2 separate regions of the Homo sapiens genome follow, and region 2 is linked to region 1. A link is a loop called in an ENCODE intact Hi-C map of the cell type or tissue named here. Cell type or tissue: breast epithelium. All regions are shown on one strand. Links, peaks and the distances in the headings refer to the core of each region. The heading gives the core; the rest is flanking DNA.

Region 1 (7,956 bases), core at 1,705-5,704:
CTTTTGAATGGGATAATATTACTTGATACTCTGCAATCTACTTTTCCCACTAAACAGAACATCACAGATGTCCTTTGCAAGTCAGTTGCTCTAACTCATTTTTAACAGTTGCATAATATTCTACAGCAGAGTTGTAGGACAATTAATTCAATCATTGATTGGCACTGATATTCGTATGGTTTCCAGTTTTCTGCCACCACAAACAATGCCGAAATTAGGATCCTTATATATAGGTGATTTCCCCTTATAGGATGGAGTCCCAGAAAGAGGATTTATAAGTCAAAAGGCATGTACTTGTTTAATAAATAGTGCCAGATTACCTGCCCCAAAAGTAATAGATCGTGCCAGATTACTTGCTCAGTAGCAAAGGAGAGTACATATTTTCTCAAAATTTTAGCAGATCTGGACATTTCACTTTTTAAAAATTGCTTGCCAATCTAATGAATTTAAATAATGAAAACTTATTTTGCTTTAGTTTGCATTTTCCCAATGAATAATGAGGGTAATCATTTTATTGACCATTTAGATATTTCCTCTCTGAATGGCCTGTTCATTCTCTTTTTCCATGTTTCTTTTAGGCTTTTGTCTTTTATTTACAATTTATAGAAATTCTTTGTATATACAGCATATTTTGCAAATATTTTCCTAAGAAATCATTTGTATTTTTCTTTTGTTTATGCTATCTTTTGCCATAGAAGTTCTGAAAATCAGATTTAGTATATTTATCTTTTCCTTTGTTAGCCGCAACAAATTTATTCATGTTGTTATCCAAATCTATTAAATTTTTCTAATAAAATGTCTTCCAATATTTTCAATGTTTTATTCTTATTTTAAAATATTAAGCCACTTGGAACACAATTTTTATGTTTAGGGGAGGTAAGGATCCTATTTGTTTCTTCCAGATGAATAACCAGTTATGGCAGCACCGTTTATTGAAACACCTTTACTGAGATGTAATTCACATACCATACAATTCACCATTTAAAGTGTACAATTCAATGCATTTTAATATATTCACAGATTTGCAAATCTCCACAATTTTAGAACATTTTTATAACCTCAAAAAGAAACTCTGCACACCTTAGCTATCACAGCCCTACTATCCCCAGCCCCTAGCACCGACTCATCTACTTTCTGTCTCTACAGACTTGCCCATTCTGACATTCAATATAAATGAATTCATACAATACAGTCTTTTGTGAATGGCTTCTTTCACTTAGCATTATGTTTTCAAGGTTCATCCATCCTATGGCATGTATCAGTACTTTATTCCTTTTTATGGCTGAATAATATCCATTTGTCAGTTCACGAACATTTGGTTTTTTTCCCACCATTTGGCTGTAATGAATAATGCTGATATAAATATCAGTATACAAATTATTGTGTGGACCTATGTTTTCAGCTCTCTTGGGTGTACACCTAGGAGCAGAATTTCTGGTTATGGGTGACTCTGTTTAACTTTTTGAGGAGCTGCCAGGCTGTTTTCCAAAGTGGTTGCACCATTTTACATTTCCGCCATCAGTGTTTGAGGGTTCCAATTTCTTCACGTTCTTGCCAACATTCGTTATCTAAAGTTTTTCATTCCAGCTTCCTAGTGGGTGTGAATTGGTATCTCACTGTGGTTTTGATGTGCATTTTCCCAATGACCAATGATGCTGAGCATCTTTTCAGATTCTATTGGTTTATTTGTATATCTCCTGTGCAGAAATGTCTATTCAGATGGCACTACCACTTATTAATTTTTCTCTGATGAATTAAAATGCAACATTTATCATATATTAAATTCCTTTCTGTACTTGAAACTGTTTATTGTCTCTTTGTTCCTGTGATCTATTTCTCCCTTCCTGACTTACACCACACTATTTGATTATGGTAGTTTTGTAGTATGCTTTATTATCTAGTAATGCAAGTTGTATCCAATTAGTCTTTCTTTTCACATGTTTTGTTAACTAGCCACATATATTTACTTTTTAATTGCACTTCAAGTTAAATTTTTTTCAGTTCTAAAAATTTTTAATTTGGGATTCTAATAGAAATTGCACTAAATTGATATATTAATTTTGAAAGGATTTACTTTTATGATAATATCTTCTTTTTTAGAAATATGGTTGTCTTTCTATATATCCAGATCTTGTTATATGTCCTTCAATATGCTTTCATGAGTTCCTTTAAAGAAGACCCTTATCTTTGTGATGATTGTTGTTTTTAAATTATTCCTAAATATTTGCTTTGTCACTATTGCAAATGTTCTATTTCATTGCCATTTCTAACACATCATTGCATTTAGAAAAAAACTACAGCTTTCTATCTATTTATCTTGTATTTAACTACCTTCTCAATTATCTAATAATTCTAGTAACTTTCACACTAAATTTTGTTGGATTTTTGGTTATATAATCGCATAATTTGTAAATAAACATATTTTTGTCCTTTCAAAAAACAGCTGTTTATTTTAAGCAGTTCATTTTCTTGTCTTATTGAGTTAAAGTCTCAAAAAATGTTGAATAATAATGATAATGGATATTCTGTCTTAGTTCCAATTTATGGAAATAGTTTCAGAATGTCACATTTATTTATTTTCTTTTGGGTTTTGGTAAACAGTCTTAACAAATTGAAGTAGTTTTCTTCTATTTCTATTTTGCTTAATATTTTGTTAGTAATATATGCTAAATTTTATCAAATGATTTTGGACATATATTACTATACTCATATTTTGTTCCTTTATTTGTTGATGTAGTGACTCATACTGATAGAGTTCCTTATGCTGAATCATGTTTGTGGTGTTAAAATAAACCCTCCTTTGTCATGGTGTTTTATTCTTTTGATACTTTTTTTTCATGTCAAGATAGCTAATATCTTATTTCAGCTTTTGCACTCTTATTCAAGCTGTTCTGTGAATTTTTTTTCTTTTAAAATTCAATCTTTATAAGGTTTGGGATTAAGAAAATGCTGGCTCATAAAACAAACTAGGAAGCTTTCCAAATTTTTCTTTTGTCTGGAATAGTTTAAATAACATTAAAATCATCTGTTTTTCAGGTTATACAAAACTCATTTTAATGTAATCTGTGCCTTGTGGGGTTTTATTTTAATTGTGATAAAATACACATAACATAAAATTCACCATCCTTACCATTGTTAAGTGCACAGTTTAGCAGTGTTAAGCACATTCACGTTGTTGGGTAACCAATCTCCAGAACTCTTTATCTTGCAAATCTGAAAATGCTATACCCATTAAATTCCCCATTCTCCCCTCCCCTGAACCCCTGCCAACCACCATTCTACTTTTTGTCCCTATGAATTTGACTACTCTAGGTACATCATATAAATGAAGTCAAGCAATATTTGTCTTTTTGTGACTGGCTTATTTCACTTGGTATAGCATCCTCAAGGTTCATCCATGTTGTAGCATGTGTCAGAAATTCCTTCCTTTGAAAGGCTGAATAATATTCCTCTGTATGTATCTACCACATTTTGTTTATCTATTCACCCATTGGGGAACACTTGGGTTGCTTCCACCTTTTGATTATTGTGAATAATGCTGCTATGGACATGGATGTAAAAATATCTCTTAAAGAACCTGCTTTCAATACTTTTGGTTTATTTCCAGAAGTAGAATTGTTGGAGCATATGGTGCCTTGTGATATTTTAATGGCATAGTTTTAATATCTTTTTAAATGTATTCTGTTTATTGGCCTATTTGGGATTTCAACATCTTCTATGCTCAGTTTTGATAATTTTCTACTTTGCTCGAAGTCATCCATTTCTTCCAGGTTTTCACATTTATTTTCATAGGCTTACTCATATTATTGTTATAATTTTTTAACCTTCTCTGTACCTGTGATATATCTCTTTTCTTATATCTAATATCATATATTTGTGCTTTATTTTCTTAACTAGGTTTTCGTGGAAGTTTTTTTTCCATTTTGTTAGTCTTTTCAAATAACCAAGTGTTGGTTCTAATTTTCCCTTTTAATTACCTTTTCTATTACTTGTTTATTTTCTATTTCATTGTTTTCTGACTTCATTAATTTTCTTCCACTTTTTTGGTTCAGTTTATTCTTTTCTAATTTCTTAGATTGAATATCTAGTTCATTTTCTTCCAGTCTTTTTAAAAAATATTTCAAGCATATGAGGCTATATTTCTTCCTCTGAGTACAGCTGTGTTCCGTAAGTTCTGTATGATATGCTGTGTTTTCTATTTTCATTACTAGATTGGTAATTTCTGTTTTGATCTTATTTTGATCCAGTACTAATTTAATGGGATGTTTCTTAATTTTCAAGCAGTTTATGCTTTTAGCTTTGAAGTTGGCTTTGTTTGACATTAATATTGCTGTTTCTACTCCCTCTCTGCTTGCATTTTCTTGGTGTATCTTTGCCCATTGCTTTATTTTCAGTCTCTTTGTCACCTTGTTTTGGGAGTATTTCTTGTAAACAGCATTTGGCTGTATTTTATTTTTAACTTACTCAGACAATCTGTTTTTTGATAGGGAAATTCACTCTCTTCATGTTTAGTGTAACATACTGATATACTGACCTCCACCGCCATTGGGAAAAGCTGGCGGTTGCACCAGGGACAGCTCCCCTATTATTGTTCTGGTCCATTCTTTCTCACACAGCCTTTCCCTTCATGCCAGTCATGCAGCTAAGACAGGTTGGAACATAAAGGCATAAAAATGCCAAATACCAGATCCCACAATTTTACAGTAATTAGCCCCAAATTCTGATGTTCCAATTCTCCTCTCCAGGATCTTCCTCTCCAAATAGTTGTGAGACCTAGGAATGCTTACTCATGTGACCCAAGTGCCCTCTGGACACCACTAGATTTTGAGTTCTGGATAGACATTTTCTCTCTAGCAGTCCCAGGGTTGGGAGATGGGGGTTGATGGATTATGAGAAGAGACGCCGTCTGTATAATTAGAGCTGCTGCCTGATGCTCTTGCCATCTTGCCCGAGCTGCTGTTAATGCCACCAAGTTGCTAATCCCAGCTGCTCTTTTCCTCTTGGCCCAGCAAGGTGACACCTCAGCTTCTAATGACCAGCTGTTTCAGAGGGGGCTCCCATAGCCAGGCTGCAGGGCTTCTAGTGACCCAGTTTCTCATTTGCACCACTGCCCTCTTCTTCTCAGAGTGATGGTCAGGGGTGAGTTAGGCCCCACCTTGCACCATACTTGGAACTGTTCTTCCTCTAAACTCCTGGTCTTGCTTCTCAGTCTAGTCCACCCATGAGGATCTCCTCTCAGGAACCTCATTGTCTCTCTGCCAGCAGGCCCCTGCTGAAGATCTCAGTCCTCATGATAGATCTGTCCCTTCAACTTTAGCTTTGAAGTTGGCTTTGTTTGACATTAATATTGCTGTTTCTACTCCCTCTCTGCTTGCATTTTCTTGGTATACCTTTGCCCATTGCTCTATTTTCAGTCTCTTTGTCACCTTGTTTTGGGAGTATTTCTTGTAAACAGCATTTGGCTGTATTTTATTTTTAACTTACTCAGACAATCTGTTTTCTGATAGGGAAATTCACCCAGCTGTGGACTGAGTTCAGTGTCTTTCACCAGGAGTTGGGGACCCATATAAATGCAGAGATAGGGCGGGGCATCTGCTTCATTATCCCTGATCACTCCATGATGTTTACACTCTCTGAAATTTCTCTTTCTCTCTATGAAAACCAGGAGGCTGGTCTTTTAAGTGCTCACACAGGCCCTTGCTGCAAGTGATGGTGGGAACAGGGAGTCTGGGTGCTTATGCCTCAGGCTGGCTTCTCTGAGTGTGAACTCTGGCCAAGCAGAGATGCCCAATTGCAGGGCCCCGCTAGTCTGTATGGTGCTTTTGTGCGAAGTAGCAAAAGGTGCCCTCTCTGGGTGGGTGCAGTCCGTGCCAGCTACATGGCTTGGAGGGTGGAAGGATGCAGAATTTCAGGCCCTACTTGCTCTTTGACAAGACGCCTTAGCACATGGAATAGCCAACACCCATCTAGGCAGTCACTCCTGGGGAATTGAGAGCAGCTGATTTGGGAGATCATTCTGAAGAATCTCTCTGCACAGTCCTCCTTTCTTCACCAAATTGAATATAATTCATGCAGTCATTTCACAAACTTTCCCAGATACTATGTGGGTCTGTTTGGGAGGATAGAAGAGAGTGGGAGGAATCAGGATGAGCTCCCTCCCTTCTCTCTACCCCTCAATCAGAATGTGTTTTGATAAGTGGGGGCTTGGGGACAGTATAAAGGTGACTAACTGCACCTCCCTTACCAATTAAATTTTTTAAAAAGCTGCTATGGAGGGAGCGAATATTAGTTTCCTGATTTATAAAGCCAAATGGATTAAGCTCATTCATTGCCCGAGGAAACAAAAAGGAAATCTTCAATACCTCTGTGCACATTGAGAATAGGGACAATGCCGGTCTTTAGAAAGCAGAAACCTAATTTGGGGGAATCAATTACCCTCTGTGTCCTGCCTCTGTGGGCTCTCTCACTGGTTCTCTCAATAGATTTCCTGGGAGGTAAAATGTGGAGAAGTTGATCAACCACAGGCACACCCTCGGTACAGCCTTGAGACAGGAGGTGAAGAACTAGGTCTAGGGTGGGTGGAGTTGGGGGTTCCCGGGCACAAGGGTGGGGTGGGGAGGGTTTTGGGATAAAAGTTGAGAGTAGGGGCGGTATTGAGAGGGGCAGTGAGAGGGCAAAGTGGGTGGTGGTGGTGGGAACCTGGGGTTTATAACTGGGGGAGAGCAAAGCCCAGTTGATGCCTGAACAGGTGACCGGATGGAGAGCACTGTGGCCCAGCCTGGGTCCAGAGTCACCACCGCCTCCTGATCCTCTCGGATTTCTCCTCTGTGATCTGCACTTTCCCCCGTGGGGCTGAGCATGCCGCGGGGAATGGCTGGGCAATAATGAAAAAAGAAAGGGGATGGGGCGCCTGCCACGGTAGCCACGGAGTCACATTCACAAAGTCACACACAGAAGCACTCTCGCGATCTCATACACATTCCTGTGCCGGGTCCCAGTCCAGGCCCACTGTCCCCAGACCCAGAGTCACGCCCAGCCTGGCGCACTCATTCAGAATCACAGGCACGGAGCCCACACTCCTACCCGCACACACCCACCCGCAATCGCACGCGTCCCACCCCCACCCTTGTCTTGAGCTCACACAGTGGCTCACCACCCCACACAGCCCTCACTCTGGCATGCGGACACACACACACACACACACACACACACACAGCCCCTCACACGCACACACTCTGGCTGTGCTTTTGTGTTTTGTCAGAATTAATGAGAAAAGTTCCCGTGCCCTGCGGGTAATTAGTGTCCTTGGAGTTAAATAAGCTAATGGCGGGCACCTCTGGCCCAAGCAATTATGTTTGTGTATTGAATAATTGATTCAAAGGGGGGGGAAGGGCCGCTAATCAGATCTGAGCATAATGAATTGATTTAATTAACAGGGGAATCTGAGGGGCCCTGGGAAATGCAGCCTTCACTCTGCTGAGGCGAGTACGGCCGGCGCGGAGGAAGGACGCGCGCGCGGCTCAGGCTCCGGCTGCGGCCCGGCCCGGGCAGCTGCTGCTCGCGAGGCTCCCGCGATCCCGGCCTGGCCGTCTCGCCCCCGCGCCTTCCCCCCAGTCCCTCCTCCTGCGCTCCCTGCCCGCGGGGCTGCGCTCCGGACTCCGGTCCGTCTGCCCCCGTCGGCGGTCGCGGCTCTCCGGACTCGGCGCCCGCGCGGGGCCGGCGGGAGCAGCGCAGGCGGCCGGCGGCGGGAGTCGGAGCCACGCGCCCCTCCGTATCCTCGGCGCTAGTCCGGCTGGAGCCGTCGGGACCATGGTGTTGGACCAGGAGGACGGTAGGTGCCCGGCGCCCGGTGCCGGTGCCCGGGGGCACGCGGGACGTGGGGCGGAGACTGCGGCGCTGGCCCTGCGGAGTCCACCCCGCTAGCGGCGGCAGAGCCCTCAGCACCCGCGGGCCTCC
Region 2 (5,879 bases), core at 1,785-5,784, 980 kb before region 1:
AACCTGTACCCATTAGCAGTTACTCATCATTTTCTCCCAACCCTCTAACCCTGAACCCTAGGCAACCACTCATCTACTTTCTATCTCTATAGATTTGCCTGTTTTTGACATTTCATATAAATGGAGTAATATGTGTGGTCTCTTGTTACTGGCTTCTTTCACTTAGCATAATGTTTTCAAGGTTCACTCATGTTGTAGCATGTATCAGTTTGTCATTCCTGTTTATGCCAGAAAAATATGCCATGGTATGAATATACAACATTTTATTTGTTTATCCATTAGTGGAAGGACATTGGATTGTTTTCTTCTTTTTTTTTTCTGAGACAGAGTTTCATTCTTGTTGCTCAGGCTGGAGTGCAATGGCGCAATCTCGGCTCACTGCAACCTCCGCCTCCCAGGTTCAAGTGATTCTCCTGCCTCAGCCTCCTGAGTAGCTGGGATTACAGGCATGTACCACCACGCCTAGCTAATTTTTGTATTTTTAGTAGAGACGGGGTTTCACCACGTTGGCCAGGCTGGTCTTGAACTCCTGACTTCATGATCCACCCACCTTGGCCTCCTAAAGTGCTGGGATTACAGGCACAAGCCACCGTGCCCGGCCTTCAGTTTTTGATTGTTTTGAATAATGCTATGAACATTTGTGTACACTTCTTTTTTTGTGTGTAGGCCTATGTTTTCATTTCTCTTTGCTGAATACTTAGGAATGAAATTACTGGGTCATATAGTAACTGTGTTTAACCTTTTTTTTTTTTTTTGAGATGGAGTTTCGCCGTGTTGCTCACGCTGGGGTGCAATGGCGCGATCTTGGCTTACTGCAACCACTGCCTCCCGGGTTCAGGCCATTCTCCTTCCTCAGCCTCTTGAGTAGCTGGGATTACAGGTACCCGTTACCAAGCCTGGATTTTTTTTTTTTTTTTAGACGGAGTCTCACTCTGTCGCCCAGGCTGGAGTGCAGTGGCACAATCTTGGCTCACTGCAACCTCTGCCTCCCGGGTTCAAGCAATTATCCTGCCTTGGCCTCCCAAGTAGCTGGGACTACAGGTGTGCACCACTATGCCCAGCTAATTTTTGTATTTTGTACTAGAGACAGAGTTTCACCATATTAGACAGGCTGGTCTCGAACTCCTGACTTCATGATCCACCTGCCTCTGCCTTCCAAAGTGCTGGGATTACAGGCGAGAGCCACTGCGCCAGTCAATTTTTGTATTTTTAGTAGAAACGGGGTTTTACCATGTTGGCCAGGCTGGTCTCGAACTCCTGACCTCAGGTCATTCACCTGCCTCGACCTCCCAAAGTGCTGAGATTACAGGTAAGAGCCACCGCACCTGGCTGCCCGACTAATTTTTAATTTTTTTGTAGAGACGAGGTCTCACCATCTTGCCCAGGCAGGTCTTAAACAACCTGAAAAATGATACTCCCGACTTGGCCTCCCAAAGTGCTGGGATTACAGGCGTGAGCCACCGCGCCCGGCCGTGTTTAACCTTTTGAGAGACTGCCTGCCAGTCTGTTTTCCAAAACAGCTGCACTAGTGTACATTTCCAATAGCAGTGTATGAGAATTCCACTTTATTCATATCCTTACCAATACTTATCTATTGGTTTATAGCCATCTTAGTGGCTGTAAGTGGTATCTCATGGTTTTAATTTGCATATCCTAGAAGACAAAGATTTTTATTTTTATTATTTTATTTTATTTTATTTATTATTTTTTGAGACAGAGTCTTGTTTTGTGGCCCAGGCTGGAGTGCAGTAGCACGATCTTGGCTCACTGCAACCTCTGCCTCCTGGGTTCAAGCGATTCTCATGCCTCAGCCTCCCGAGTAGCTGGGATTACATGCATCTGCCATCACGCCCAGCTAATTTTTGTATTTTTAGTAGAGATGGGGTTTCACCATGTTGCCCAGGCTGGTCTCGAACTCTTGACCTCATGATCCACCCTCCTTGGCCTCTTAAAGGGCTGGGATTACAGGTGTGAACCACCACACCTTGCCGACTGAGACTTTTAAATAAGACTTCTTATTTAAAAGAGAAAAGGATATCCCTCCCCAGAGATGAAGTAGCTATAAAAAGTTTTATGAGCCAGTTTCAAACTGGGAGTCGATGTGGACTACACTTAATTTTCATCTTCCTCTACTGGGCTGGTTGATTCTGGGCAGATTCTTGTGGTCATTTAAAAAGGCATCTTTGCTCTGAAGCCCAGATTACTAGCTGCAGCAAAACTCAAAATCTTATGGCTTATCTCAGACATCTGTGGATGCTTCCAGAAGTCAAGCCTACTGAAGTACGGAAAGAGTTCTTAAGTTAGGTTATGTGTTTTCTTTTTTTAGGTAGAACAAGTAAGAAGTCAGGAGAGATGAGACCCACACACAGAAAACAATTACAGAGTAGCCCAAGGCAGTTAAAATACAAGCTAAATTTCTGTATATATACATATTTTGAGATGTGGTCTGGCTTAAAAAAGCCAGACCCAGGCTAGGGTACAGTGGACAATCATACCTCACTTCCTCGGCGTTTCTGAGCCTCGAATTTCTGAGCTCAAGGGATCCTCCTACCTTAGCCTCTTGAGTACTTGGGACTACAGGCAAGTGCCACCACACCTGGCTTTTTTTTTTTTTTTTTTTTTCTGAGACAGAGTTTCGCTCTTGTTGCCCAGGCTGGAATGCAATGGTGCGATCTTGGCTCACTGCAACCTCTGCCTCCCGGGTTCAAGCGATTCTCCTGCCTCGGCCTCCTGAGTAGCTGGGATTATAGGCATGCGCCACCATGCCTGGCTAATTTGTATTCTTAGTAGAGATGGGGTTTCTCCATGTTGGTCAGGCTGGTCTTGAACTCCAGACCTCAGATGATCCGCCCGTCTCGGCCTCCCAAAGTGCTGGGATTACAGGTGTGAGCCACTGCGCCCATTGTTGTTTTTTTGAGACAGGGTCTCACCCTGTTGCCCAGGCCAAAGTGCAGTGGTGTGATCATGGTTTACTACAACCTTGACCTCCTGGGCTCAAGTGATCCTCCCACCTCAGCCTCTAGGTAGCTGGAACTACAGGTGTGCATCACTATACCTGCTAATGGGCCCAGGCTGGTCTTGAACCTCTGGGCTCAAGTGATCTGCCCACCTCGGCCTCCCAAAATGCTGGGATTATTGGTATAAGCCACCGCACCTGGCTGCCCAACTAATTATTATTTTTTTGTAGGGATGGGTTCTCACCATCTTGCCCAGGCTGGCCTTAAACAGCTTGAACAGTGATACTCCCGACTCAGCCTCCCAAAGTGCTGGGATTATAGACATGAACCACCATGCCTGGCTGAGACTGTATATTCTAAAGAGAACGCTATTTGACTCCATCAGGCAGGGAGGATCATACTGAAATTAGTGGATTTTACTTTAATGATATTGGGGCCCTGCAATTTTCTTCATAGAAGGAAATCCTGAGTCACAGTGTTTGGTGCTTAAACCAAATTCTCTTAGAGTCTGCTCAGCCCTTCCTTCCTTCCTAGGTTAAAAATAAAGTTTTCTTTGCCTAAAGCCTCCTTTGGTAACACCCCTTTCCAGTCCTACATCCTTTTATAAGCTTGTTTTTTGGCTTTGTTGGAAGGTGTACTTGGGCTTCGCTCAGCTTGTAAATTCCTGTTGTGGCCAGGTATGGTAGCTCATGCCTGTAATCCCAGCACTTTGAGGGGCCGAGTGGGGGAGGATGGCTTTAGGCCAGGAGTTTGAGACAATCCTGGGCAACATGGCGAGACTCGGGTCTCTACAGAAAATAGAAAAATTAGCCTGGTGTAGTGGTGTATGTCTGTGGTTCCAGTTCCTTGGGATGCTGAGGTTGGCAGATCAGCTGAGTCCAGGGAGGTCCAGACTGTGGTGAGCCATGATTGTGCCACTGCACTCCAGCCTGGGCAATAGGGTGAGACCCTGACTCAAAAAAAAAAAAAAATCCTGTTGCTGTCCCTGGCTTTGAATTACTGTCAGATAGTCTTAGAGGTCTCTTAGGAACCTGGGTACACATGAAGGAACCTATACTTCATATGTTGATATGTTTTAGGTTCCTGCTAGAGATGGCCTAATGTCCAGTGAGAAAGAGGCTTGCCTTTCAGAAGCTGGTGACTTCCTTGTGGAATTCAGTTTTTTGGTTTTTTTTTTTGAGACGGAGTCTCACTCTGTCACCCAGGCTGGAATATAATGGTGCGATCTTGGCTACTGCAGCCTCCGCCTCCAAGGTTCAAGCAATTCTTCTGCCTCAGCCTCCTGAGTAGCTGGGACTACATGCAAGCGCCACCACACCTGGCTAATTTTTGTATTTTTGGTAAAGACGCTTTCGTCATGTTGGCCAGGCTGGTGTTGAATTCCTGACCTCAGGTGATCCACCCACCTCTGCCTCCTAAAGTGCTGGGATTACAGGCATGAGCCACTGCACCTGGCCGAATTCAGTAATTAAACACAGGCTATTACGGCCAGATTTTTATATTTAGTTCTTTTTTTTTTTTTTTTTTTGAGACGGAGTCTTGCTCTGTCGCCCAGGCTGGAGTGCAGTGGTGTGACTGCGGCACTGCAACCTCTGCCTCCCGGGTTCAAGCGATTCTCCTGCCTTGGCCTCCCGAGTAGCTGGGACTACAGGCGCGTGCTACCATGCCCAGCTAATTTTTGTGTTTTTAGTAGACATGCGGTTTCACCATGTTAGCCAGAATGGTCTCCATCTCTGGACCTCGTGATCCGCCCGCCTCGGCCTCCCAAAGTGCTGAGATTACAGGCATGAGCCACTGCACCTGGCCAGATTTAGTTCTTTTTTCTTTTTTTTCGCGAGACAGAGTCTCGCTCTGTCGCCCAGGCTGGAGTACGGTGGTGCCATCTCGGCTCACTGCAAGCTCCGCCTCCTAGGTTCACGCCATTCTCCTGCCTCAGCCTCCCGAGTAGCTGAGACTGCAGGGGCCTGCCACCACGCCAGTCTAATTTTTTGTATTTTTAGTAGAGACGGGGTTTCACTGTGTTAGCCAGGATGGTCTCGATCTCCTGACCTCGGAATCCGCCCGCCTCGGCCTCCCAAAGTGCTGGGATTACAGGTGTGAGCCACCGCACCCAGCTGGATTTAGTTCTTAAAAGTTACTAAGTGAAGCAGTTAGTCAAATGCCATATTCCAAATCTTCTGTGGTTGCTGATTTTCATTTGGCGTATGTAGAACCCTGGGCTGAGTCTTATGAGTGGTAGAATCCTGGCATGGCAGAAAATGAGAGTGTGTGCCAGATGTCAAGTTGTTTTCAGTATGCCTTCAGGGGATCAGATATGACTCAGGAAGTAAGATGGCAATAGGTATAGTTTAGACCGTTGTGTTTCTCAAATATTGTACTGTCTTTGATATTTGCTTGTTGTCGTACATGGAATCTCTTGTAGAGCTTCCTGTTAAAGAGAACCAGGTTAGTAATTTTTTATTTTTTATTGTTCATTATGTGATGGGTAAGTCAGGTTAAAATTTTGCTTGGCCATCTGTGGTCTACTTTATGTACTGAACTAGCTGGGTTAGCCTAAAATGCTTTCCTGGAATGCTGAGAGGTCTGAGCAGTGAAAAGTCTGTAGAGGTTTCTCACATTGAGTTTCATTCCTCTGTGAATGTGGGATTCCTTGATATCTTTCTTTCTTTTTTTTTTTTTTTTTTTGTTTGAGATGGAGTGTCACTCTCTTGCCCAGGCTGGAGTGCAGTGGCTTGATCTCAGCGCACTGTAACCTCTGCCTCCTGGGTTCAAGCGATTCTCCTGCCTCAGCCTCCCAAGTAGCTGGAATTACAGGTGCCTGCCACCATGCCCAGCTAATTTTTGTATTTTTAGTAGAGAGGGGGTTTCACCATGTTGGTCGGGGCTGGCCTCGAACTCCTGACCTTAGGTGACCCACCCGCC

Evidence for each region. Peaks named below come from ENCODE experiments on the same cell type or tissue, not always from the same donor. Only the 100,000 strongest peaks of a DNase experiment are listed, where the experiment ranks them.
Region 2: a loop joins it to region 1, with 31 times the contacts of the local background. A loop is called at or near these places in 1 of 110 quality-filtered maps.

The regions. Positions count from the first base shown.
Region 1 is chr11:8,268,302-8,276,257 of GRCh38, reverse strand. It overlaps a transcript of LMO1 not described here. Among named protein-coding and RNA genes, the nearest start is that of LMO1, 8.4 kb to the right of the region's middle. RefSeq lists a silencer at 2,649-2,849 and an enhancer at 7,647-7,956. In breast epithelium, for the core only: no CTCF peak of the experiment used is centred there; no DNase peak of the experiment used is centred there; H3K27me3 peaks cover 200 bases.
Region 2 is chr11:9,250,902-9,256,780 of GRCh38, reverse strand. All of the region lies in intron 1 of DENND5A (DENN domain containing 5A), which reads left to right. Among named protein-coding and RNA genes, the nearest start is that of DENND5A, 12 kb to the left of the region's middle. RefSeq lists an enhancer at 3,817-4,516. In breast epithelium, for the core only: no CTCF peak of the experiment used is centred there; no DNase peak of the experiment used is centred there; H3K27ac peaks cover 310 bases.